Regions from separate parts of the Homo sapiens genome. Here regions 1 and 3 are each linked to region 2. A link is an interaction called in ENCODE POLR2A ChIA-PET data of the cell type or tissue named here. Cell type or tissue: Panc1. All regions are shown on one strand. Each heading gives the region's core, and the rest is flanking DNA. Links, peaks and the distances in the headings are about the cores only. Region 1 overlaps PLEKHA6 (pleckstrin homology domain containing A6). Region 2 has its middle 54 kb from the start of SNRPE. Region 3 has its middle 9.4 kb from the start of LINC00303.

Evidence for each region. Peaks named below come from ENCODE experiments on the same cell type or tissue, not always from the same donor. Only the 100,000 strongest peaks of a DNase experiment are listed, where the experiment ranks them.
Region 1: POLR2A ChIA-PET joins it to region 2 with 5 read pairs; 2 of 35 experiments call an interaction of 5 or more read pairs at or near these places.
Region 3: POLR2A ChIA-PET joins it to region 2 with 7 read pairs; 3 of 35 experiments call an interaction of 5 or more read pairs at or near these places.

The regions. Positions count from the first base shown.
Region 1 is chr1:204,351,913-204,357,945 of GRCh38, reverse strand. All of the region lies in intron 1 of PLEKHA6 (pleckstrin homology domain containing A6), which reads left to right. Among named protein-coding and RNA genes, the nearest start is that of PLEKHA6, 5.0 kb to the left of the region's middle. RefSeq lists an enhancer at 1-734. In Panc1, for the core only: no CTCF peak of the experiment used is centred there; no DNase peak of the experiment used is centred there.
Region 2 is chr1:203,913,013-203,919,045 of GRCh38, reverse strand. No RefSeq gene overlaps it. Among named protein-coding and RNA genes, the nearest start is that of SNRPE, 54 kb to the right of the region's middle. In Panc1, for the core only: no CTCF peak of the experiment used is centred there; a DNase peak (open chromatin) is centred at 2,915; H3K27ac peaks cover 587 bases.
Region 3 is chr1:204,047,699-204,053,731 of GRCh38, reverse strand. No RefSeq gene overlaps it. Among named protein-coding and RNA genes, the nearest start is that of LINC00303, 9.4 kb to the right of the region's middle. In Panc1, for the core only: no CTCF peak of the experiment used is centred there; no DNase peak of the experiment used is centred there.

The DNA.
Region 1 (6,033 bases), core at 1,215-5,214, 440 kb before region 2:
GCTTGTAAATGAAATAATTACTGATCCCTCAGTCAGTGAGGGAGGCAGCCACCTTGGCTCCCGGGCTGACATCAGAGCCCCCACCTCGCCCAGACCCAGCCTGCAGCCTCGGGCTCATAGAGCGAGCTCTCTTGGCCCAGGGGACTGGCCTAGGCCAGAGTGAAGAAGCCGCAACAGCAGATGGGAGCGTGGTGTCAACTGGTGCTGAACAGGCTGCGGTTCCGTTCTCCGAGCCAATTTCCTCATCGTCTTCCTCACTGCCTGTTGTGAATTTGATGAGGTCATTGGCACTGGTCTTGGCGCACCCATGGGGCCCCCCAGAGGAAGGTTGGAGCTGTGCCTCACAAAAGAGCTGCAGGATTCGCACTCCCCTGAGCTCTGGGGTGAGGCGAACGGGCTCAGGAAGCCAGGGCTTAATGAGGGGACTTGAGCAGGCCAGTCTCCAAACACTTAAAGCACATTCAGAGAGGAAAAAAAGACTATATTTTGGGAGACATTTAGAGTAACTGGGAGCAGAAGGAAAAGAAGTTGAGGGTAGGCTGAGTGGAAGCCTTCCCTTGACCATCTGTCTGTTCAGGGGGCTCCTGCTCAGCACCTACAACCTTCAGACGCCCCTCAGAGACTATCTAGTCCAGACTCCCTCCACATCCAGATGAGCCTTCCTCAGCCTCCCTGACAGAAGCAGCAGCCTCACTTGGATAATTTCAGTGACAGGGAGCTCATTACCTCACAAGGCAGCTTCCTCTGTGGCTGGAACATTCTTCTATGTTGAATCAAAATCTGCCGACTTCTAAGTTCCACCCTCTGGTTCTGATTCTTTGAAGCTGTGCAGAACAAGTCACCTCTCTCTTTTACGTGGTCATAAAAATAGTTTTCTTTTGATTAAAATAGTATATAATAGTCCGTGTGTGGATGTAATATATTTTACATGATCATTTCTATATTGGACATTTAGGTTGTTACCTTATTTTCCTTTTACAGATAGCACAAGAGGAACATTTTTGTTCATAAGGCTCTTTCTGTGTTTTGGGTGACTTAGGATAAATTCCAAGGCATAGAATTAATGTGATGAAGGGTGTACATTAAAAGAATTACTATTCTGTGAGTGTAAAAGTAATACATTGTCATTTAAAAATGTAGAAAAACCTAAAGCAAAGTTAAGAATTACCCATAGGTTTGATATATAATTTTAATTTTGGTATACTTGTACTTTTATGAATTCATGCATGAGTGTATGTCTAGATTATCACAATACATATATATCATTAAAATTTTGGCCCAGATGTGTATTATTGTCACTTAAACAGAAAGCATTTTTTCATATTATTAAATATTCTTTAACAGCATTATTATTATTATTAATATTATTATTATTATTTGAGACAGGGCCTTGTTCTGTTGTCCAGGCTGGAGTGCTGTGGTACAATCTCTGCTCACTGCAGTCTCAACCTCCTAGGCTCAAGCGATCCTCCTACCTCAGCCTCCCAAGTGGCTGGGTCTACAGGTGCATGTCACCATACCTGGCTAATTTTATGTATTTTTGATAGAGTTGGCCACGTTGGCCAGGCTGGTCTTGAACTCCTGTGCTCAAGTGATCCACCCACGTCGGCCTCCCAAAGTGCTGGGATTACAGGCGTGAACCACCACACCTGGCCTTTACAGCATCATTTTAAAGTGGCTGTCTCATATTTCATTATATACCTTTTCAATTTATTTGTTGATTTGGCCCCTATGTTAAACTAGGTATTTCCAATTTTCTACTTTTATAAACAAGGCTACAATGAACATATAAATATCTGAATCTTCACACATATCAATACTTTTTTCCCTTAGGTTGCATTTCTAGAAGTGAAATGGCTACATTATTAAAATATTTTGCCAAATACCTCGTTCAAAAGCACTAATTTACATTCCTCGCAGCTGTGTCTGAGAATGGATTTTTTTTGTGTGTGTGTGTGTGTGTGTGTGTGTGCCATGAGCATCAACATTGAGTATTACAACTTTTTCATGGTTTTCATTTATTGCTTCGATCCATCTGTTTGACTGGGAGTGAGACAATTTTTAAAAAGAGACTTATCAAATGTGACATTGTCCATATTAATAACAATGCAATATATAATATGTCCATGTAATAAACATATTTGTGTGTTCGAGTCTTTGGCTTTTCTTAAAAGGCAGTGTGTGCAGAGTCATTAAGATCACAGTTGGCCAGGAATAGTGGCTCATGCCTGTAATCCCAGCACTTTGGGAGGCCGAAGCGGGTGGATTACTTGAAGCCAGAAGTTTGAGACCAGCCTGGTCAACATGGTGAAACCCCATCTCTGTTAAAAATATAAAAATTAGCTAAGTGTGGTGCTGGCTTCCTGTAATCCCACGTACCTGGGAGGCTGAGGCAGGAGAATCCATTGAACCCAGGAGGCGGAGGTTGCAGTGAGCCGAGATCGTGCCACTGTACTCCAGCCTGGGTGACAGAACAAGACTCTGTCTCAAAACAAACAAACAAACAAACAAAACGTAGTTATGGGGTCAAACTCAGGTTGAATCTGGAATCTACCATTTACCAGTGATATGATGCTAACAGTGGCTTTACTTCTCTGTGCCTCAGTTTCTCCATTTGTAAAATGAAGATAATGCTACCTATCTCATAAGCTTCTTGTGAAGATAAATGAGGTTACATATGCAAGCACATAGAATCCTGCTGAGCAGAATAAGTGATAAATGTGTTTGTTATTATTACCTTGTTGATTTGCATGAGAAACATAGATATCTGAAGACAGGTATAATCGTCTCTCTCCCTCCAAGCCCTCCCAAGTCTCCTTGTTCAAGACTAAGTGCCCCTGTTCCTCCAAAGACCCTCAAGTTCTTTCTTGAGCTTTCCTGGAGCCCCCACATGAACTGTGGCCTTACTGGCACAGAATGTGGTGAGGTGGCCACACACATGCCCAGGGCAGCCACTTCCTCCAGGAGAATCCCCTGGAATGGCACACTTGCTGGGGGCTTCTTCTGGCAGGTGCATGGCTTATAGGATACTCCACTGGGGCTGGTACTCCTGCAGCCCCTGTCCGCGCCCCTGCACGGCCGTGTGCACATCCTGTCTTGATTTCTCCCTTGTCAAATCTTCCCAGCATTTCTCATTCCCATGAGACCTCTTTGCACTTTCTAAAGTAGCGCAAGCTTATCTGATAAACTAATTATGATCCGTATGTTAGCTCCTGCTGTGGTCATGGAGAGAAGGCTCATCTGGAATTTGAAGACATGGGTTCAAATCCTGACCCAAGTAGTAGCCATATGATTTGTGGAAGTTACTTAATCCTTCTGAGCTTTCACTTCCTAGCCTGAGAACTGGGGTTAGTATCACTACCACCTACCTAGCTGATACCTAGGTGAGTAATGTACATGGAAGTGCTTTGTAAACTGAGAATAATCACACAAATGTCAGTTACTGAACATCATATTTCGGAAGGCAAGGCTTTAACTCAAAGACCAGATGGGTGCTGAGGTGGATTGGTGGGAAATGTTTTTAGGGTAGCTGGTATTCAGGGATACTGTCAAGTCCTCCCAGGTCACCCACTTAGTCTCTGTAAAGGATTGGTCCTCACCGTGTGAATTCAGGAAATAGAGCTGGAGCTGCCAGTGCTGATCTGATAAACATGCATCAGTGCTGAGGCTTCATGGTAGCTGGTCCACCCTGGTTTCAGCTATGTCTTCCTCGGGTTAGTCGGAGCTCCACTTCTGCAGTGAGGTGGCCTAGGGCCCTCTTTAAGGAGGAGGTGAGGTCCCTCCTTAGCTCTGACATCATTGTGTCCCCCCAGTCTGGCTCATCATGATCTGAGAAGAACAGGCATCTATAATTGCAGGTGCCAATTTGCTTTTAATTAGACAAATTCTTGCAATTAGCCTCTTAAATTCTACCTAGCCTCAGGTGGTGCGGTCATTGTTCTGGTTTTGCTTGGTTCCTGGGACCACATGAGCAGCAGTGGGCTATCCAGGGACTGGATCCAGGCTATCCAGCAATCCTGCTAACCTCACTTGAAACTGGGGCTGTCTCACTGGGGAATTGAAGGGGATCGGAGCAGGGAAGAAAAACCTGCTTTGGTGGGGTGGTGCGGGTGGGAGTATGGTGATAGAGGCGTAGTGCTGAGACCTGTTTGAATGACAAGTGAGGTCTAGAACCCAGGTTTCCTCCTCCTAACCCAATGCTTTTCCCCTTCTGAGCCTCAGTATCCTCATCTCTAAAATGGGAATAATAGTTCCCACCCTGCCCTTATCACCAAGGATCAAATGAGTTAGGTGTAGGAAGTAGGTGTGAATATAAAGCAATGCGACCTGAAAGTCCATGATCACATCAAATGTGAAAGCTCTTTAAAGTTCTCCATATGCTCCCGGTGGCCCTGGCCACTGCTTCTTGGACTCTGACCTTCTCAGTCACTTCTCTGCTGTCCAGTAATTCCTGACTCCATTGTCTTCTAATCCTGCCAACTCTCCCCACAACTATGAGTGATTACAGGGCAGTACTTAGCACATAGTAGGTGCTCAACAAATGTTGGTTGGATATATGAAGCTTTGGATGGGAGGGTTAGGCCCCAAGGAGCAGGCACAGAGAAACACTCATGAGAAAGCCTTGGGTGAGGGCAGTGGTGGGGAATTTATTCCCTGTTCTCCTCAGCCTTGCCTCTCACTCCACTGTACTTCTTCAAGGCAAGAGATGGCCTGATTTGTCTTATTTGTATCTGTGATGTTTCACGCAGAGCCAGTCACAAAATGGTTGGTAACTGCTTTTTGATTGGCTGAGTGAATGAGACAGGGTGATGTGGTAGAGACAGCATGGAATTAAGTGGTGGGTAGAACTTGGGAGCCTGGCCCTACCATTTGCTTTGGGTACATACTTACTGCATGCTCCTTATGTACCAGGCAGGTACTAGGTTGCAAAAATGAATTTTTATTTTGATTTATTTATTTTTGAGATGGGGCCTCACTCTGTCCCCCAGGCTGGAATGCAGTGGCATGATCATAGCTCACTGTAGTCTCCACCTCCTAGGCTCATGCAGTCCTCCCACCTCAGCCTCCTGAGTAGCTGGGACCACAGGCATGCACCACCACACCTGGCTGATTATTTTATTTTTTGTAGAGACAGAGTCTCACTTTGTTGCCCAGGCTAGTCTTAAACTCCTGGGCTCAAGTGATCCTCCTGCCTCGGCCTCCCAAAGTATTGGGACTACAGGCGTGAGCCACTGTGACCGGTCAAAAAAAAATTTTTAAACTCACGCTCTTGTAAGGGAGCAGATGAGTGAGCAAACGACCATGCTGTATATGATACAGACATATGCTACATATGTTGGTGGCCAAAAAAGAAAAGGATAGACTCTCCTAGGAGGTTCCCCAAGGCAGAAACCTTAAGCCGGGTCTCAGCTTGGGAAAATTACTTAACCTCTCTGGGTCTCTGTTTCCTAAGCTATCCTGTTAGGAGACTGAAGTCTCCGCAGCGGCAAGGAGTAAATGAAATAAAATAATATGAAGAAAACATGTGGCACTGGATAGTCTTTTTTTCTTTTTTCTTTTCTTTTTTTTTTTGAGACGGAGTCTCGCTCTGTGGCCCAGGCTGGAGTGCAGTGGTGCGATCTTGGCTCACTGCAACCTCTGCCTCCCAGGTTCAAGCAATTCTCCTGCCTCAGCCTCCTGAGTAGCTGGGATTACAAGGCATGCGCCACCATGCCGGGCTAATTTTGGTATTTTTAGTAGAGATGGGGTTTCACCATGTTGGCCAGGCTGGTCTCAAATTCCTGGCCTCAAGTGATCTGTCTGCCTTGGCCTCCGGAAGTGCTGGGGTTACAGGTGTGAGCCACCACACCTGGCCTAAATAATCTTTTTTTTTGAGACAAAGTCTCACTCTGTCACCCAGGCTGGAGTGCAGTGGCGAGATCTCGGCTCACTGCAACCTCCGCCTGCCAGGTTCAAACGATTCTCTTGCCTCAGCCTCCTGAGTAGTTGGGATTACAGACATGCACCACCACGCCTGGCTAATTTTTGTATTTT
Region 2 (6,033 bases), core at 1,374-5,373:
TGGCGGTTTTGTGGAATAGAAAGGTGGGAAAGGTGGGGAAAAGATTGAGAAATCGGATGGTTGCCATGTCTGTGTAGAAAGAGGTAGACATGGGAGACTTTTCATTTTGTTCTGTACTAAGAAAAATTCTTCTGCCTTGGGATCCTGTTGATCTGTGACCTTACCCCCAACCCTGTGCTCTCTGAAACATGTGCTGTGTCCACTCAGGGTTAAATGGATTAAGGGCGGTGCAAGATGTGCTTTGTTGAACAGACGCTTGAAGGCAGCATGCTCGTTAAGAGTCATCACCACTCCCTAATCTCAAGTACCCAGGGACACAAACACTGCGGAAGGCCGTGGGGTCCTCTGCCTAGGAAAACCAGAGACCTTTGTTCACTTGTTTATCTGCTGACCTTCCCTCCACTATTGTCCTGTGACCCTGCCAAATCCCCCTCTGCGAGAAACACCCAAGAATGATCAATAAAAAAATAATTAAAAAAAAAAAAAAAAAAAGAATTGTCAAACCTGCCAGTGAGTCGAATAGAGAGCTAGGCATAGACCCATGAAAACATAATGAAGGTGGCATTACAAATTTTGTAGCAAAAAAAATAGATTATTGAAAACATTATATTAGAATAATCAATAATCTGTAATTGGGTGGATCATGAGGTCAGGAGATCAAGACCATCCTGGCTAACATGGTGAAACCCCGTCTCTACTAAAAATACAAAAAAATTAGCTGGGCGTAGTGGCAGGTGCCTGTAGTCCCAGCTACTCGGGAGGCTGAGGCAGAAGAATGGTGTGAATCCGGGAGGTGGAGCTTGCAGTAAGCCGAGATCGCGCCACTGCTCTCCAGACTGGACGACTGAGCGAGACTTGGTCTCAAAAAAAAAAAAAAATCCGTAATTGAAAAATTATAATAAATCCCTATTTTATATCATGTACAAAAAGAAAAACGTAGATAAAGATTTAAATATCAAAATCAAAATATTAACATTTTTAGAAGAGAATATTAGAGAATATTTTTATGATCTTGGGAACAAACCTTAAGGAAAGAGACCAAAAATTTTAACAGTGTCACAGATTTAAACTTCTGTAAAACAAGACACCATAAATAAGGTGCTAAACAAGCCACAGGCTAAGATAATATAATTGTAATAAATATAACTGACAAAGAATTAATATTTAAGATATAAAAAGAATCCATACAAATCAATAAGAAAATGAAAAGTAACTTAAGAGAAAAAACAGGCAAAAGAGATGAACAAGCAATTTGCAAAACAGAAAACTCAAATAGCCAATAAACACAAGAAAAGATGCTCTACCTCTCTACTAGTAAGAGAGATACAAATTAAAACAACAGTTAGGTTTCATTCGTATTCTTCAGATCAAAAATCATGTTTTTTTGTTTTTTTTTTGAGACAGAGTCTCGCTCTGTTGCCCAGGCTGGAGTGCAGTGGCGTGATCTCCACTCACTGCAACCTCCGCCTCCTGGGTTTAAGTGATTCTCTTGCCTCAGTCTCCTGAGTAGCTAGGATTACAGGTGTGCACCACCACACCCAGCTAATTTTTGTATTTTTAGTACAGGCAGGGTTTCACCATGTTGGCCAGGCTGGTGTCAAACTCCTGAGCTCAGGTGATCTGCCCACCTTGGCCTCCCAAAGTGCTGAGATTACAGGTTTGAGCCACCATGCCCGGCCTAAAAATCGTATTTTTGTTGTTGTTGTTGTTGTTGTTATTGTTAGGCACAAGGTCTCACTCTGTCACCAAGGCTGGAATGCTTGTGGCACAATCATAGCTCACTGCAGCCTCGAACCTATGGACTCAAGCAATCCTCCTGCCTCAACCTCCCCAGTAACTGGGACTTCACGTGCATGTCATCACACTTGGTTAATTTTTAAACTTGTTGTAGCAACTGGGTCTCACCATGTTGTCCAGGCTGGTCTTGAACTCCTGGCCCCAAGCAATCCTCCCACCTCAGCCTCCCAAAGTGCTGGAACTACAGGCGTGAGCCACTGTGCCTGGCCTGAAAATCAAGTTAAAGTCTTACAAAACTAAATATTGGTGAGCATATAAAGAATTGGAAACTTATACACTGCTAGTAGAAGGTAAACTGGTAAAACCACTTTGGGGAGTGATTTGGCAATAACTAATAAAGTTGAAGATGCATGTAACATATGACCAAAAATTCTACTCCTAAGTAGAAATATTCTGGAGAACTATTGCATGTATGTACAATAAGAAATGTACAAGAATATTCTTTGCAGCATTGTGGTAATAGAGAAAATTAGAAATAATCTAAACGTTCATCAGTAGATAACTAGATAACTAGATGAATATAAATTCAAGCACGTTCAATAAAAAAAGTCAATAGTTAAGATGAATATGCTAGAGTTACATATACCAATATGGATAAATATTAAAAAATAATCTTGAATAGAAAAAGCAATTTTCAGAATATTTATAATATGACACCATTTAAATAAACTTTAGAAACAGGCAGAACACAATCATATATTATAGCATATAACAAATGTATTAAACTATGCAAGAATATAATATATACTAAGATCACGCCTGTAATCCGAGCACTTTGAGAAGCCGAGGTGGGCGGATCACAACGTCAGGAGTTCAAGAAAATCCTGGCCAACATGGTGAAACTCCATCTCTACTAAAAATACAAAATTAGCCAGGTACGGTGGCAGACACCTGCAGTCCCAGCTACTCGGGAGGCTGAGGCAGGAGAATCGCTTGTACCTAGGAGGCGGAGGTTGCAGTGAGCCGAGATCATGCCACTGTACTCCAGCCTGTGTGATGGAGCAAGACTCTGTCTCAAAAAAAAAAAAAAAAAAAAAAAAAAAAGATAACGGACATGGTTACAGAGAAAGAAAAAGATTTTATCAGAAGGGTACAAAATGGATTCAACTATATATGTAAATGTTTAACTTCTTAAAAATAAACAAACAAAACATCTGAAGTAAATATGACCAAATGTTAAGATTTGATGAGCTAAGTGGTGGATACGTTGTTTTTAAATTAGTCACTGTAGTATTCTGTGGTGGATACATTGTTTTAAAAGTAGTCACTGTAGTTTTCTGTTTGCCTGAAACAGTTTATAATTGAAGTGTAAGAAAAGATGGAAGGGAGGCAGGAGAGAAATAAGGAAGGGAGAAAGTAAGGTAGGCAGGCAGGCGGGCAAGAAGGAGAGAAAGCAATTTCAATCTCTGTGGCCCATTTCCTATCCAATGCCATGATTTTGCAGCTGTTTCTTCTCTACAGTGGAGGCACATGGTAGAGTGGAAAAGAAAATGTCCTGTTTTCCAAAGATTTGAATTTTGATCCTAACTTGATCCTGTTTTAGTCATATGACCTTAATCAAGTCACACAATTTAAAAGGTATAGGCCAGGTATGGTGGCTCACATCTGTAATCCCAGCACTTTGGGAGGCTGAGGTGGGTGGATCACCTGAGGTCAGGAGTTCAAGACCAGCCTGGCCAACATGGTGAAACCTCGTCTCTACTAAAAGTACAAAAATTAGCCAGGCGTGGTGGCACACACCTGTAGTCCCAGCTACATGGGAGGCTGAGTCAGGAGAATCACTTGAACTCGGGAGGCGGAGGTTGCAGTGAGCTGAGATTGCGCCACTACACTCCAGCCCCGGCAACAGAGCAAGACTCCATCTCAAAAAAAAAAAAAAAAGAAATACATCATAATTGCTGACCTTTTTGCTTTTTCATCCCTCTATAATTGTTTCTGTATGGTACCAATCCTTCTTCTACCATTTGCTTTAGTTTCAGTGCTATATCATAAAAGAAGTCAAAAACAGTCTTGAGCACTCAGGACCCTTCTGCCCCATTGTTTAATGTCTGTTTTCTGCCACTGCTTCTTCTACCTCTTCTTCCTCAATATCTGGCACTGGTTCAGAAGCATGCCTCTCCATTAAGTCATCTTTTGTTAATTCCTATAATATGGTGTCAATTAGCTCTTGAATTTCTCTAAGATTCAAATCTCGAAACTCTTCACCCCTCCCCCGCTTTTTTTTTTTTTTTTTTTTTTTTTTTTTGCTATATCCACAATCTCTTCCTTTCATGATTTGCTTGGATGGCTCTGTCATAAATCCCGTGAAGTTATGCACAACATCCGGACAGTTTTCTGTAGCAGGAATTGATTGTTTCAGGCATGATGGCTTTCACAGCTTTTCCTATAACAACAATGGCATCTTCAGTGGTGTAATCCTTCCAGACTTGCACGATGTTCTCTCCATCAGGGTTTTCCTCCATAGCATTGGCAATCCTTTCCATAGAGAACTGTGTTAATGAGCCTTGAAGGTCCTTATGACCCCCCAGTCTAAAGGCTGAATCTTGTGCTTGGGAGTAGGTAGACCACTTTGATACCTTCGGTGTTGAATTCATGGGGTTCTGGGTGGCCAGGGGCGTTGTCTAATAACAAAATAAATTTAAAAGGCAGTTCCATACTGGTAAGGTAAGAAAGGGCCAAAGTATTGATGGAATCACTCCAGAAAAAGGATTCTCATTTTCCAGGCCTTATTGTTGTGCAACCAAAAGACTAACAGCTTGTGTTTATCTTTTCCCTTCAAGGCTCGAGGGTTAGGAGCTTTATAAATAAGGGCAGTTCTGATCATAAACCTGATTGCATTTGCACAAAACAGTAGTTAGACTATTCCTTCCTGTCTTAAATCCTGGTGTTCACTTCTCTTCCTTACTAATAAATGTCTTTCTTGGCAATTTTTTTTTTCCAGAATAGGACACATTTGTCTGCATTAAAAATCTGTTCCGGCAGATATCCTTTCCCCTTAATGATTTTCTCAGTAGCATCTGGGAACTCATCTGTGGCTTCTAGGTTGGCAGAAGCTGTTTCTCTTGTCATCTTGATATTTTTTAAGCCCAACCTCTTCCTAAAATTATCAACCCAAACACACAAACAAAATTATTAAACCATCCTTTGCTGGCATTAAATTCTCCAGCTTTAGATCCTTCACCTTCCTTTTGCTTTAAGTTGTCATGTAATGACTTCACTTTTTCTCAAATCATATTAGAGTCTATAGGAATACCTTTCTTACAGCAATTCTGTACCCACATAAAAGCTCCATCTTCGGCCGGGTGCAATGACTCATGCCTGTAATCCTGTAATCCCAGCACTTTGGGAGGCCTTGGCATGGGGATCAACAGATCAAGAGTTTGAGACCAGCCTGGCCAACATGGTGAAACCCCCTCTCTAATAAAAATACAAAAAAAAAAAAATAATAATAACCAGGCATTGTGGCACACACCTGTAGTACCAGCTATGTGGGAGGCCGAGGCAGGAGAATCATTTGAACCCAGGAAGTGGAGGTTGCAGTGAGCTGAGATCACGTCACTGCACTCCAACCTGGGTGACAGAGCAAGACTCTGTCTCAAAAAAAAAAAAAAAAAAAAAAAAAAAAGCTACATTTGCAATACCAGACAAAAAGGTATTTCACAAAGTGTGCACAGTTTTTGTATCTGCTGGCATAGCAAAGCCATGGCATTGTGAATTTTCTTTCCTTTTTTTTTTTTTTTTTTACAATGGTCCTTGTGCTGGATTCATTTATCTTGTAATGGCAGGCAACTGCAGCTGCAGCCCTCAATCTATGGTAAGCATCAAGCAATTCGGCTTTTCCTTGTGATGTCAGGACTTTTTCCTGCTTCTTGGAAGCACTTCTAGTCACTAGTGGCACTTGGTACGGGACACATGGTGTTATTCAAGGTTTATGGTGTTGCATTAAGCATGATGAAAAATATGCTAGAACTTCAAGAGATCATTTTTTATTGTGATGTACAATTTACTAGAGAGATGAACTGTTCATGCAGAGATGATTAGAGCCACGTGGTGGTTTAAACAGATACTAACCACACTTGACCTCACCACAACAGCAACAGGAGGTGGGTAAAACATGATTAGAACAGCACAGTATGTACAACAGTTAATTTATGCAGTTATGATTGAATAATGCATCTTTACCTCTGTTTACATTGCTCACAACTGTGAAAGTTACCATATTCAGCGTATAAATGT
Region 3 (6,033 bases), core at 863-4,862, 140 kb before region 2:
GGCCTCCCAAAGTGCTGGGATTATAGGCATGAGCCACTGCGCCCAGCCACATCTAATTTTTAAATGTCTTACTAATTTTTATTCTTACAAACATCATCATTATTATTATTATTTTGAGACCAAGTCTCACTCTGTCACCCATGCTGAAATGCAGTGGCACAATCTTAGCTCACTGAAACCTCCACCTGCCAGGTTCACACAATTCTCCTGCCTCAGCTACCCGAGTAGCTGGGATTACAGGCGCGCACCACCATGCCTGGCTAATGTTGTATTTCTGGCAGAGGTGGGGTTTCACCGTATTGGCCAGGCTGATTTCAAACTCCTGAACTCAAGTGATCTGCCTGCCTCAGCCTCCCAAAGTGCTGGGATTACAGGCATGAGCCACCGCACCCAGCCACATCTAATTTTTAAATGTCTTACTATTTTTTATTCTTACAAACATTATCATTATTATTATTATTTTGAGACCAAGTCTCACTCTGTCACCCATGCTGAAATGCAGTGGCACAATCTTAGCTCACTGAAACCTCCACCTGCCAGGTTCACACAATTCTCCTGCCTCAGCTACCCGAGTAGCTGGGATTACAGGCGCGCACCACCATGCCTGGCTAATTTTGTATTTTTGGCAGAGGTGGGGTTTCACCATATTGGCCAGGCTGATTTCAAACTCCTGACCTCAAGTGATCTGCCTGCCTCAGCCTCCCAAAGTGCTGGGATTACAGGCATGAGCCAATGCTCCCAGCCCTACAAACATTACTACTATTGTTATTATTAGAGACAGGGTCTCACTCTGTCGCCCAGGCTGGAGTGCAGTGCAGTGGTGTGATCATAGCTCACTGCAGCCTCGAACTCTTGGCCTCAAGCGATCCTGCTGTCTCAGCTTCCTGAATAGCTAGAACTACAGGTGCGCATTACCATATCCAGCTAATTTTTAATTTTTTTGTAGAGATGGGTTCTTGCTCAGGCTGGTCTTGAACTTCTGGCCTCAAGTGGTCCTCCCTGGCCTCCCAAAGTGCTGGGATTACAGGCATGAGCTACTACTCCTAGCCCTAATCTTTTTTAAATGTATGTAGAGCTCACATTTATTTCAATATTTAATATTAGAACTGTTGGTCAGGCGCAGTAGCTCACACAGAAACACCTTCACAGACACACCCAAACATAATGCTTTATCAGGTTTCTAGGTACCCTTAATCTAGTCAAGTTGACACCTAAAATTACCCATCAAATAGGAAGACTCAATATTGTGTTTCTTTTTCTTTTTTTTTGAGTTGGAGTTTCGCTCTTGTTGCCTAGGCTGGAGTGCAATGGCACGATCTCGGCTCACCACAACCTCTGCCTCCCACGTTCAAGCGATTCTCCTGCCTCAGCCTCCCTACTAGCTGCGATTACAGGCATGTGCCACCACGCCTGGCTAATTTTGTATTTTTAGTAGAGACGGGGTTTCTCCATGTTGGTCAGGCTGGTCTCGAACTCCCGACCTCAGGTGATCCTGAGGCCCACCTCGGCCTCCCAAAGTGCTGGGATTACAGGCGTGAGCCACCATGCCCGGCCGACTCAATATTGTTAAAATGTTAATTCTCCCAAAATTGATATATAGATTCAATACAATCCCAATAATAATTATCCAGTAATTTTTGCAGAAATTGACAAGCTAATTCTAAAATTTATGTGGAAACTCAAAGGGCCTAGGATATCCAAAACTATCTTGACAAAGAAGAGCAAAATAGGACTCATATCACCTGACTTCAAAACCTACTGTACAGCTACAGTAATCAAGTCAAGTATGGTATTGGCATAAGGGTGGACACACAGATCAATAAAGCAGAACAGAGTCCAGAAATAGATCCACACATGTTTTGTCAATTGATTTTTTTACAAATGTGCCAGGGTAGTTTAAAGAGGAAAGGATATCTTTTCAACAAATGATACTAGAACAACTATATAGTCTTAGGGGGAAAAAAATATACCTTGACCCCTTCCTCATAATACACACAAAAATAAACTAGAAAAGGATCACAGAGCTAAAAATATAAGCTAAAATGGTAAAATTCTAAAAGAAAACATAAAAGAAATTTTTTTCTGACTTTGGGGTAGGCGGTGGTTTCTTAGGACACCAAAAGCATTCACCATAAAGGAAACAATAAGCCTGACTCTGTTGAAATTTGAATCTTCTGCTCTTCACACTTTCAGAAAATGAAAAGAGGCCAGACATGGGGGCACGTGCCTATAGTCCTAGCTACTAGGGAGGTTGAGGTGGGAGGATTTCTTGAGCCCAGGGGTTGGAGGCTGCCGTGAGCTATGATTGTACCACTGCACTCCAGCCTGGGGGACAGAGTGAGAACTTGCCTCTAAAAAAAAAAACCAGGGAAGTCAGGACAGTCGTGTTGGCTCATGCCTGTAATCCCAGCACTTTGGGAGGTGGAGGCGGGTGGATTACCTGAGGTCAGGAGTTCAAGACCAGCCTGGCCAACATGGTGAAACCTGTCTCTACTAAAAATACAAAAATTAGCCAGGCATGGTAGCACATGCCTGTAATCCCAGCTACTCGGGAGGCTGAGGCAGAAGAATCGCCTGAACCCGGGAGGCGGAGGTGGCAATGAGTCGAGATCGTGCCATTGCACTCCAGCCTGGGCGATAGAGCGAGATTCTGTCTCAAAAAAAACAAAAAACAAAAAACAAAAACAAAAACAAAACAGGGAAGTCACAGGTCACAACCTGGGAGAAATATTTACAATGCATATGTCAGACAAAGAATTCATATCCAGAATATATAAAGAACACTTATAATTCAATAAAAAGAAGACAAGTAATCCAATTGTTTTGTTTTGTTTTGTTGAGACAGAATCTCGCTCTGTCACCGAGGCTGGAGTGCAGTGGTATGATCTTGGCTCATTGCAACCTCTGTCTCCCAGGTTCAAGCGATTTTCCTGTCTCAGCCTCCCGAGTAGCTGGGATTACAGGCGTGTGCCATCACGCCTGGCTAATTTTTGTATTTTTAGTGGAGGTGGAGATGGGGTTTCACCATGTTGGCCAGGCTGGTCAAAAACTCCTGATCTCAAGTGATCTGCCCGTCTCAGCTTCCTAAAGTGCTGGAATTACAGGCATGAACCACCGCACCCTGCCAACCCAATTGTTTTTAATGGACAAAAGATTTGAACAGTCATTTCACCAAAAAAGATATATGAATGACAAATAGGCACATTAAACATCATTAATTGCAAGGACAAAAAAACCAAACACTGCACGTTCTCACTCATAGGTGGGAATTGAACAATGAGAACACATGGACACAGGAAGGGGAACATCACACACCGGGGACTGTTGTGGGGTGGGGGGAGGGGGGAGGGATAGCATTAGGAGATATGCCTAATGCTAAATGACGAGTTAATGGGTGCAGCACACCAGCATGGCACATGTATACATATGTAACTAACCTGCACGTTGTGCACATGTACCCTAAAACTTGAAGTATAATAATAATAATAAAATAAAATTTAAAAACATCATTAATTATCAAGGAAATGCAAATTAAACCCACAATGAGACTTTACTACACTCCCAGTAGAATGATTAAAGGAAAAAAGATGGAGGCCAGGCACGGTGGCTAACGCCTGTAATTCCAGCACTTTGGGAGGCCAAGGCAGGAAGATCGCCTGAGCCCAGGAATTCGAGACAAGCCTGGGCAATGTAGAGAGACCCCATCTCTACAAAAACTTAAAAAATTAGCCAGCCTTGTTGACACGAGCCTGTGGTCTCAGCTTCTTGGGAGGCTGAGACAGGAGGATCGCTTGAGCCTGGAAGGTTGAGGTTGCAGTGAGCTATGGTCACACCACTGCACTCAAGCCTAGGTGACAGAGCAAGAGCCTGCCCCAAACTAACACAAGAACACTAAACCAAACACCGCATGTTCTCACTTACAAGTGGGAGCTGAACAATGAGAACACATGGACACAAGAAGAGGAACAACACACACCGAGGCCTGTTGGTGGATGGGGGGAGGGAGAGCATCAGGATAAATACCTAATGCATGCAGGGCTTAATACCTAGGCAATGGCCGAGCGTGGTGGCTCATGCCTGTAATCCCAGCACTTTGGGAGGCCCAGGCAGGTGGATCATGAGGTCAGGAGTTCCAGACCAGCCTGGCCAATATGGTGAAGCCTTGTCTATACTAAAAATACAAAACTTAGCTGGGTGTGGTGGCAGACGCCTGTAATCCCAGCTACTCGGGAGACTGAGGCAGGAGAATCATTTGAACCTGGGAGGTGGAGGTTGTGGTGAGCCGAGATCCATGCCACTGCACTCCAGCCTGGGTGACAGAGCAAGATTCTGTCTCGGAAAAAAAAAAAAACCTAGGTGATGGGTTGACAGGTGCAGCAAACCACCATGGCACAGGTTTACCTATGTAACAAACCTGCACAGCCTGCAGCTGTATCCCACAACTTAAAATTAAATTAAATTAAATTAAATTTTTTTCAAAAAAAGAGACTGCCTCAAAAAAAGAAAAGAAAAAAGATGGATAATACCAAAAGTGCACAAAGATGTAGAGCAACTGGAACTCTCATAAGTTGCTGGGGATGCCTGAAATGTTGCAGACACTTTGAAAAATAATTTGGCAATTTCTTTTTTTCTTTTCTATTTCTTTTTCTTTTTTCTCTTCTTTTTTTTTTTTTTTTTTTTTTTGAGACAGGTTCTTGCTCTGTCCCCCAGGCTAGAGTGCAGTGGCACGATCACGGATCAGTGTGGCCTTGACCTCCTGGGCTCAAGCGATCCTCCCACATCAGCCTCCCAAGTAGCTGGGACCACAGGTGCACACCCCCATGCCTGGCTAATTTTTTTTAATTTTTAAAAACTTTAGTAGAGACCAGGTCTCACTATGTTGCCCAGGCTGGTCTCAAACTCCTGAGATCAAGCAATTCTCCCACCTCAGCCTCCCAAAGTGCTGGGATTACAGGCATGAGCCACTGCACCTAGCCACAATTTCTTATAAAGTTAACATACACTTAGCACAAGATTCAACAATTCCCCTGCTGGATACATACCTAAAACAAATGTAAATATGTATCCACAAAGACTTGTTTTTTTTTGAGACAGGGTCTCGCTCTGTCACCTAGGCTGGAGTGCAGTGGCGCAATCTCAGCTCACTGCAACCTCTGCCTCCTGGGTTCAAGCAATTCTCTTTGCCTCAGCCTCTTGAGTAGCTGGGATTACAGGTGCCCGCCACCATGCCTGGCTAATTTTTGTATTTTTTAGTAACGACAAGGTTTCGCCATGTTGGCCAGCCTGGTCTTGAGCTTCTGACCTCAGGTGATCCGCCTGCCTTGGCCTCCCAAAGTGCTGGGATTACAAGCGTGAGCCACCGTGTCTGGCTGTATCCACAAAGACTTGTACACAAATGTTGAAGGAAGCTTTCTTCATCACAGCCCCAAACTGAAAACAATCAAAATGTCCACCAACAAGTGAATGAATAAACAAACTGTGGTATAGCTAGCTACACAGTAGAATCTACTCAACGATAAAAAGAAACAAACTACTGGTACATGCAACAACTGAGGAAAGCCACACACAAAAGAGCCCATATTCTATGTGTTCATTTATATGAAAATCTCAGATTTGCAAAACTATTCAATAGTGACAGAAACCAGATCAGTGGTTGCCTGGGGCCAGTAGCTGCAGAGAGACTGGCTGCAATGATGCAGGAGGGAACTTTTAGAGAAACGTTTTATATCTAGATTGTGGTGCTGTTTACATGGGTTTATATATTTGTCAAAACCCATCGAACTGTATACTTGAATCTGGTATATTTCGGCCAGGTGTGATGGCTCATATCTGTAATCCCAGTGCTTTGGGAGGCCAAGGAGGGAGGATTGCTTGAGGCCAGGAGTTCAAGACTAACCTGGGCAACATAGCGAGACCCCTTCATACAAAAGAAAGAAAGAAAGAAAGAAAATTAGCTGGGCATGGTGGCATATACCTGTGGTCCCAAGTACTCAGGGGGCTGAGGCAGGAGGATGGCTTGAGGCAAGGAAGTGA